Linked DNA regions of Homo sapiens: region 1 is linked to region 2. The links are chromatin contacts, found by Hi-C or POLR2A ChIA-PET in ENCODE. All regions are on one chromosome and are shown on one strand. Each heading gives the region's core, a stretch centred on a gene start or an enhancer-like site at or near the end of the contact. The rest is flanking DNA. Distances are from core to core; before and after follow the strand shown. Region 1 overlaps LOC101928306 (a long non-coding RNA gene). Region 2 holds the start of STX18-IT1 (STX18 intronic transcript 1).

The links. Hi-C counts contacts between places; a loop is a spot of excess contacts on that map. ChIA-PET counts read pairs that join two places held with the same protein, here RNA polymerase II (POLR2A). Pooled maps may share reads with other maps.
Region 1: a loop to region 2 is called in a map of psoas muscle, with 7 times the contacts of the local background. The contact joins the enhancer-like site here to the promoter of STX18-IT1 in region 2. A Hi-C loop is called at or near these places in 1 of 168 maps with a recorded cell type or tissue (psoas muscle), 3 of 37 single-sample maps with no recorded cell type and 8 of 50 pooled maps. POLR2A ChIA-PET finds 5 or more read pairs at or near these places in 1 of 52 experiments (activated T-cell).

The regions. Positions count from the first base shown.
Region 1 is chr4:4,942,543-4,945,754 of GRCh38, forward strand. All of the region lies in intron 2 of LOC101928306 (a long non-coding RNA gene), which reads left to right. Among named protein-coding and RNA genes, the nearest start is that of CYTL1, 75 kb to the right of the region's middle. Within about 2 kb of position 1,574, at least 6 of the 41 ENCODE cell types and tissues checked have a DNase peak (open chromatin) inside an H3K27ac peak, as active enhancers do.
Region 2 is chr4:4,480,015-4,483,249 of GRCh38, forward strand. STX18-IT1 (STX18 intronic transcript 1) reads right to left here and starts at 1,686. Exons shown (of 4, transcript NR_126434.1): 1 at 1,591-1,686. The region is part of intron 1 of STX18 (syntaxin 18); the gene reads right to left.

The DNA.
Region 1 (3,212 bases), core at 324-2,823, 460 kb after region 2:
ATCATTATCAAAAGTAATGAAAGCAACAACCACAGCATCCATGATAAAATAACAATAGGAATACAGTTGGCCCTCTGTATCCATGGGGGATTGGGTCCAGGACCCCCGAGGACATCAAAATCCATGGATGCTCAAATATCTTCTAATCAGCTCTCAGTACCCATGGGTCCCATGTGGACACTGAGGGCTGGCTTTACCATCGTATTTACAATTGCACTTCCTAGTGGTATCTCAAACACTAAGATGTAGTACTTATTCCAATGAATATTTGCTGAGTGAATGAATGAATGAATGAATGAATGAATTGGCAACAACAGTGATACATTTGAAAAACATTTCTCTGGTTTTAAAAGTGGTTTCCAAAGGGGAACTCTAGAAAAATATCTAGGTGAGGCGCCCTGGGAAGCCAGAGTTTTACCTGCTTTGAGGAGTAATTACTCATCTCTATAGATAGATTGTAAATGTTTTCTTCAAAAATCCCTAGCAGGCTTGCAGAGCCACGCTCAGTGTTTGTCTTTTCTCTTCAGCCAAATAAAACAGTTCTTCAAGCCAAAAGTTCTTATCTTTATTCTCTGTGGCACAGTCTAGCCCCTAAACTTTGATAATTGGGGGAAAGAGAAATTGGCATATTATTGACGACCACAGATGTGTCCAGCATTTTCAAATGTCAATTCCTTGGTTCTCACAAACTCAGAGGGAAGCATTAGAATCCACAATTTACAGATGGGGCTCTGAGCTCAGCAATATTGTGGAATTTGAACCCAGGGAACAGTTCAGGTTGGTTCTGGCTTTTTCCCTGGCCCACGATGGCACTAAATACTTGCTATTTGATTGCTTTATCAGTTAACTGAAGCTACTATTAAGGCAATAGCAATTTGGCATGGAACAAAATGATATAATACCTCTCAGTACCCCAGCTCTCAGGGCAACATCCTGAACCCCACCAGGCTCAACGAATGTTGATTCTGACAATGGTGATGGCTTCTAGAACCGAATTATCTTTTTATCAAACCCAGGATTTTCAAATCGGCCAAGCACAACCAGAAATTTCTAGGATTCTTCTGGGTTTGAAAACATCACTGTTGTCCAAGCCCCTCATTTTCCAGTTGAGAAGACTAAGCTCCAAAAATAAGTGACTTCTTAGGGTCACACAGCTAGTTAGTGGCAGAGCTTGAGTTTGTTGGAAAGTTCTCTCTCTCTCTCTCTCTCTCTCTCTCACACACACACACACACACACACACACACACACACACACAGCCAGGCTGAGGCAGGGGTTGTGGGGTGGGGGTGTGATACTACCAGCTTTTTACCATGAGGGACCAGGCCACAAGCAATGCTTCTCATCACCCCCTGCCTTTCAGAGTGGGGTTGAGAAACTGGTGGAGGCTGAAGGCCTCTGCACCCTGGAGGCCAGGGGAGTCTGTGGACAATGAACACATTTGAACGGCAGCCTCTCAGCCCGTACATTTGTGCAGTGCTCCCTGGGACTGATTTCCCCCGCCGGCCCTTTATTAAAAGCATGACTGAGCTTCAGAAGCAGCCTGGCTGGCAGAGGAGACTTGTGAAAGAGCAGTGGCACGGTGGATTGTGAGCTGTCAAAACAGGAAACAGATTCGCAATGGTGGTTTCAGGCTGGTTGACTCCGTGTGCGAGGGAACCAGCCCGTGACGTGAAGGTCTGTTTTGGCAGGCTGTGGGCAGCTGAGGCATTTCTATCACATGGGTTGGGGACTTCAAATGGTCCAGCAGCTGCCCCTTTTTGCCTCTCGGAGTGAATGGCTGGGTAGAACTGATTCTGCACAAAGACCAGCTCTGCTTCCTGAGAGAAAGAGCTCTGCCCTGTGCCCTGTGCAGAGTTTCAACACTCACCTGCTGTGTGATCTTGACACATTACTTAGTCTCTCTGTGCCTCAGCCTCCTCCTCTTTCAGATGGGGGCAAGAGTAGTGGAGAGTAAATGAAATGCGTAATTAAATGGTTCATCCTCTAATATTATGGATATTAAGTAATTTCAGAGCAATGCAAACAGAGGCACTCAGCACAGGTTGGTTAATGCTCTTGACTATCCCTGACCCTGTACCTTCTGATGCAGGCCAATGAGAGGGAGTTTTGGCTACTTCAACTCTGCCTGGGGTCATCAACCCAAAGTTTTTGGACCTGAGCATTTATCCCTAAAATTAACATCAACTGCTCATTGAGCAGCTCCAGTTTACCTGGCATTGTTTTTGTCCCTTGTACATAGCATCTCATTTAATTGAAACAACAAATCTGTGCACTAATCATACAATAAAACTAGCCAGTGAGCATTATTTGAACATTTGAGGTGGACTTTTAAGCACTTTGCATGTATTAACTCTATTAATTAGGTTTTAGGTCTTATTTCCCCCATTTTGCTCATAGAGAAACTTGCAGCTTAGATAGCTGAACTGAACAGACCAGGTCTGGGCACTGCAGATCATGGGGAGACTTAATTTCCTCTGGATAAAACCTCTCTCTCTCTCTCTGTCTCTCTCTCTTTCTCATACACCCCCCCACACACATACACACACCGTCACACATGTGTGCAACTGTGCATGGAAATAGCATTATTGGAATGGTAGGGAAGGGGTTCCATGGGCTATCCAGGTGGCCTGCCTTGGCCTGTAAGCTCACCTCCCTGGAGCCCAGTGTAGGGTGGAAGTGGCTGGGGGCCGGGAGGATGAGCTAAAGAGGCCCATGAGCAGCAGAGGCAGGGGCTGTGCCATAGCAGGGCAGGCAGGAGGCTGGAGGACAGTTGAAAGAGATGGTGTATTAGTCCATCTTCACACTGCTGAAAAAGACATACCCGAGACTGGGTAATTTATAAAGAAAAAGAGGTTTAATGGACTCACAGTTCCATGTGGCTGGAGAGGCCTCACAGTCATGGCCGAAGGCAAAAGGCATGTCTTACATGGTGGCAGGCAAGAGAAAATTGAGAGAACCAAGTGAAAAGGGCAACCGCTCATAAAATCATCAGATCTTGGGACTTATTCACTACCACAAGAACGGTGTGGGGGGAACCACCCCCATGATTCAATTATCTTTCACTGGGTCCCCCCCACAACACATGGGAATTATGAGAGCTACAATTCAAGATGAGATTTGGGTGGGGACACAGCCAAACCGTATCAGATGGGATGGGGGCTGGATGTCATGCTGGGTCCTGGCTTGCCAGTTTTTCTGGCATCAGGAGGAT
Region 2 (3,235 bases), core at 436-2,935:
AGAGGTTGCCCAAAGCATGTATGGTGTGACCCATATGCGTGAAACATAGGAAATGCACACCTAGAGCTGTATACATACATAGAGGGGAATCTAAAAGACTGCTCGGCAAGGTATCAATGATTGTAGGTGGTAAGATTTGGAGACTGCTTTCTTCTTCATACTTTTTGCACTTTAAAATTTTTCTACAGTTACTACGTAAAATCCTTATAATCAGATAAAACATGTTATTAAACAATCAAAAAGGGTGAATCTTCCCACATACTTCCTTGACTAAAACTGTACATTACCTTCCCCTTTAACCCAGGATAAGCCCACATCCTCATGCCCAAGGCCCGCCAGTGCCCTACGCTCTGCTGCTGTCTCCAGACGCAAAGCCCTCCCTGCTTCCCAATCCTGTCTTCTGACTCACTCCTATGCGTGAGGCTCTGCTCAGGTGTCACACCTCCTAAAGGCTTCCCTGCTAACTCGAGGCCAGGTTAAGGATCCATCTTGCAAATACATCCCTTGCAGAGATGTCACCATCTTCTGAGTTTTGAATTGTTTTCATGTCTCCCTGACATAAGCTGCTGAGGCGTCTGCCTAGCCCAAAGTGGCTCCTCAATAACTATTTAATGCTCCACATGGGATTTTCTTTTTTTAAAAAACTTTTTGAATTGATTTTCTATCCCCTTCAAGAATCAGTAATAGGGTACAATAAACTCCAAACATACTAAGGCAGCCACATACTTCCCATTATCCACTAGATGGCAACACAAGTATTAGAGCAGCAGTAATAACAGGACCTCTCAAAAACAGCAGTTTTTTCCCAAGGACTTTAAAAATTTCTCTGATTCTTTTGATCTGGAATCAAAGGATTAATAAAGGTTCACCATTCTGTGCAGGAGGAAGCTGAAATGAGATTGTTTTTAAGCATACATATGCACTACAGATGAGTTGAGTCCAGGAATATTCTGAAACACTGCACTCTAGGCAGATTCCACACAAAGGGAGCTCTGGGAGCATGGCTGCCAGCTGCCATCCCAGGCGGCAGGCCCAGCTTTGTTTTTATGTGTCACCCACAGAACAGCCTTGCTAGCTGTTCCTTCGTGGGTGTTTTGTGAATTACCCAAAGCACGATATACTGTACAACAAAAACCCTGGTACAAAATGATGGGATTCTTCTCAAAGAGCGACCGCATTCTGACTGTGGGGAGAGTTCAAAGCAGTCGGCAAGTGTCCTTTGCTGATCACAGCAGTGGTTTGACTTGCAAACCCCCTCACCCTTCCCAGGATGATAGAAATTCTGTTCTGCTGGCACTCACAACACTTCCAACAAAGACCTGATTGATTATGGAACACTAAGTACTGATTTGCATAATTTGCCTCTGCAAGAAACAAGCATTGTTCAAGATTAAAGAGACTCCAGTAGGTCCCTCTGGCATATTGTAAAAAGGTCCCTGTAACACAAAATCATTATTTTTTTTTCATTCAATCAGTGGACACAGCTTGCTGTTCAGTTAGTATGCAGCCAAAGGCACAGCCAGAAAAACCACTGCTGTATGTTTGCCAACTACTGACAAGTTAAAGTGATTTTTCACAAGGATCATGTACCCAAGTTTAATTTGGAGCCCACTGACTAAATTCCGAGTCTAACTCCTTTCACTCTTAATTGAAAAATGCATCAATAGCAATTACTAAGTCAGAGCTAAAAGTTCAGAACTAACACACCTCTGGAGCATGTTGACCTGCTGATGTCACAGTGGGGACTGTCTGAGTCCTATCCCTGTGCAAAAGAAGCTCCCCAGTGACCAATCACCCACAAAAGAGGCTAGCACAGCCACAGACATTCCACTGTGCTCAGGACCACAGCAGCGAGTTTGTTGAGGGAATACATAAAGGAACTGTTCCTTTCTCGCTTTCTTCTTTTCTTTCAGCAGTTGTTGAGTAAGCAACTCCTGTCACTTTCCCCCAATTCCTACTGAGGGGGACACTCTTCACCAGGCCTCACCAAACTCGGATGGCTCTCCTCCCTGCTCCTGCCTCCTCCTTCCTTGTCCCCTCCTGAAGCACTAGCCTCCCTCGGGTTCCAGAACACCACTGTCTCTAGGTTCTTTTCTAAAACCTATAACTCCTTTTCTTCACCTTCATTCATTCCCTCTCTGCCTTTGTTAATCTCTGAAACTTCTTGTAAGTTCAGCCCTTGGCTCTTTCTTTACATGTTCTTGCTAAGCTCACTCATTCCAATCCATAGCTTTATTTACTGTCTACATGAATTGTCCACCCAGCCGCTGCCTCCCTCCTGTGTTCAAGCTGAGTGTATCCAAATGCTTTTTAGATACTGCCACTGTGTGTCCCACTGACGCCTCAAAAGCAATATGTCCCAACGGTATCCTCATGCAGCCACTCACACCCTCTGGCTTACTCCTAGTCCCTCCTGTTCTGACGGCCCCAAAGAGAAAGTCTTCATCCTTTCTAGATTCCAAGTTAGAACACCTTGGCCATTTTACACTCTTCTCTCTTTTTCACCCTACAAATGAAATTGGTCAGTCAGTCCCATCCACTCACCTTGTTAAACACTGGCTAAAGGAGCCAGCTCCATCTACCAGCTTCTGTTCCTGCACTTCCTGCAACCACCTGCGTGCCAGACCACAGAGCCTTTCCTTAAGCAAGCCTCCTCTTCTCTGCCCTGCACTCTGGCACCTGCTTCTCTCTGCCCAGAATGTCTTCATTCCCATCACTCAACTTCTACTCAAAATTGCAGGCCCAAGGAGGCTTTAAAATATAGTATTCTGGGTTCACTTTCCACCTTCCTTGAGGCAAGCTGTAAGTGATAAATGTTAGCTGAATATATCAAGTTCTTTATTCCATCAGTCTGGAAATCTTACCAGAAAAAATAAATAAGGCCATCTTAACCTAGGAAAAGTATAATCAATAGCTAAATAACCTATTGCTAAGAACCAATACTAATCTTACGGGACTGCGGCTTCCAGAATTCAGCATATGTCTTTTTAGAGACAGAAGGAGAGAAAACATGTGCACAAAAGAGGAGACTGACTTTTCTAGATCCAACCTTCTTACTGCAGAGAGTCTCAAGTAACAGACAATGAGGCTGGTTAACAGGGGGGCATGGGTGGTTAACACTAGGTAGGTGGATTTAGCAGTCTAATTTCTCATATTAGCAACTAACTTTCTAACAACCTGGAACGTATAGCTTCCTTTCTAATATTAAGCCCCTATCATCTTTAAAGAAACCCAG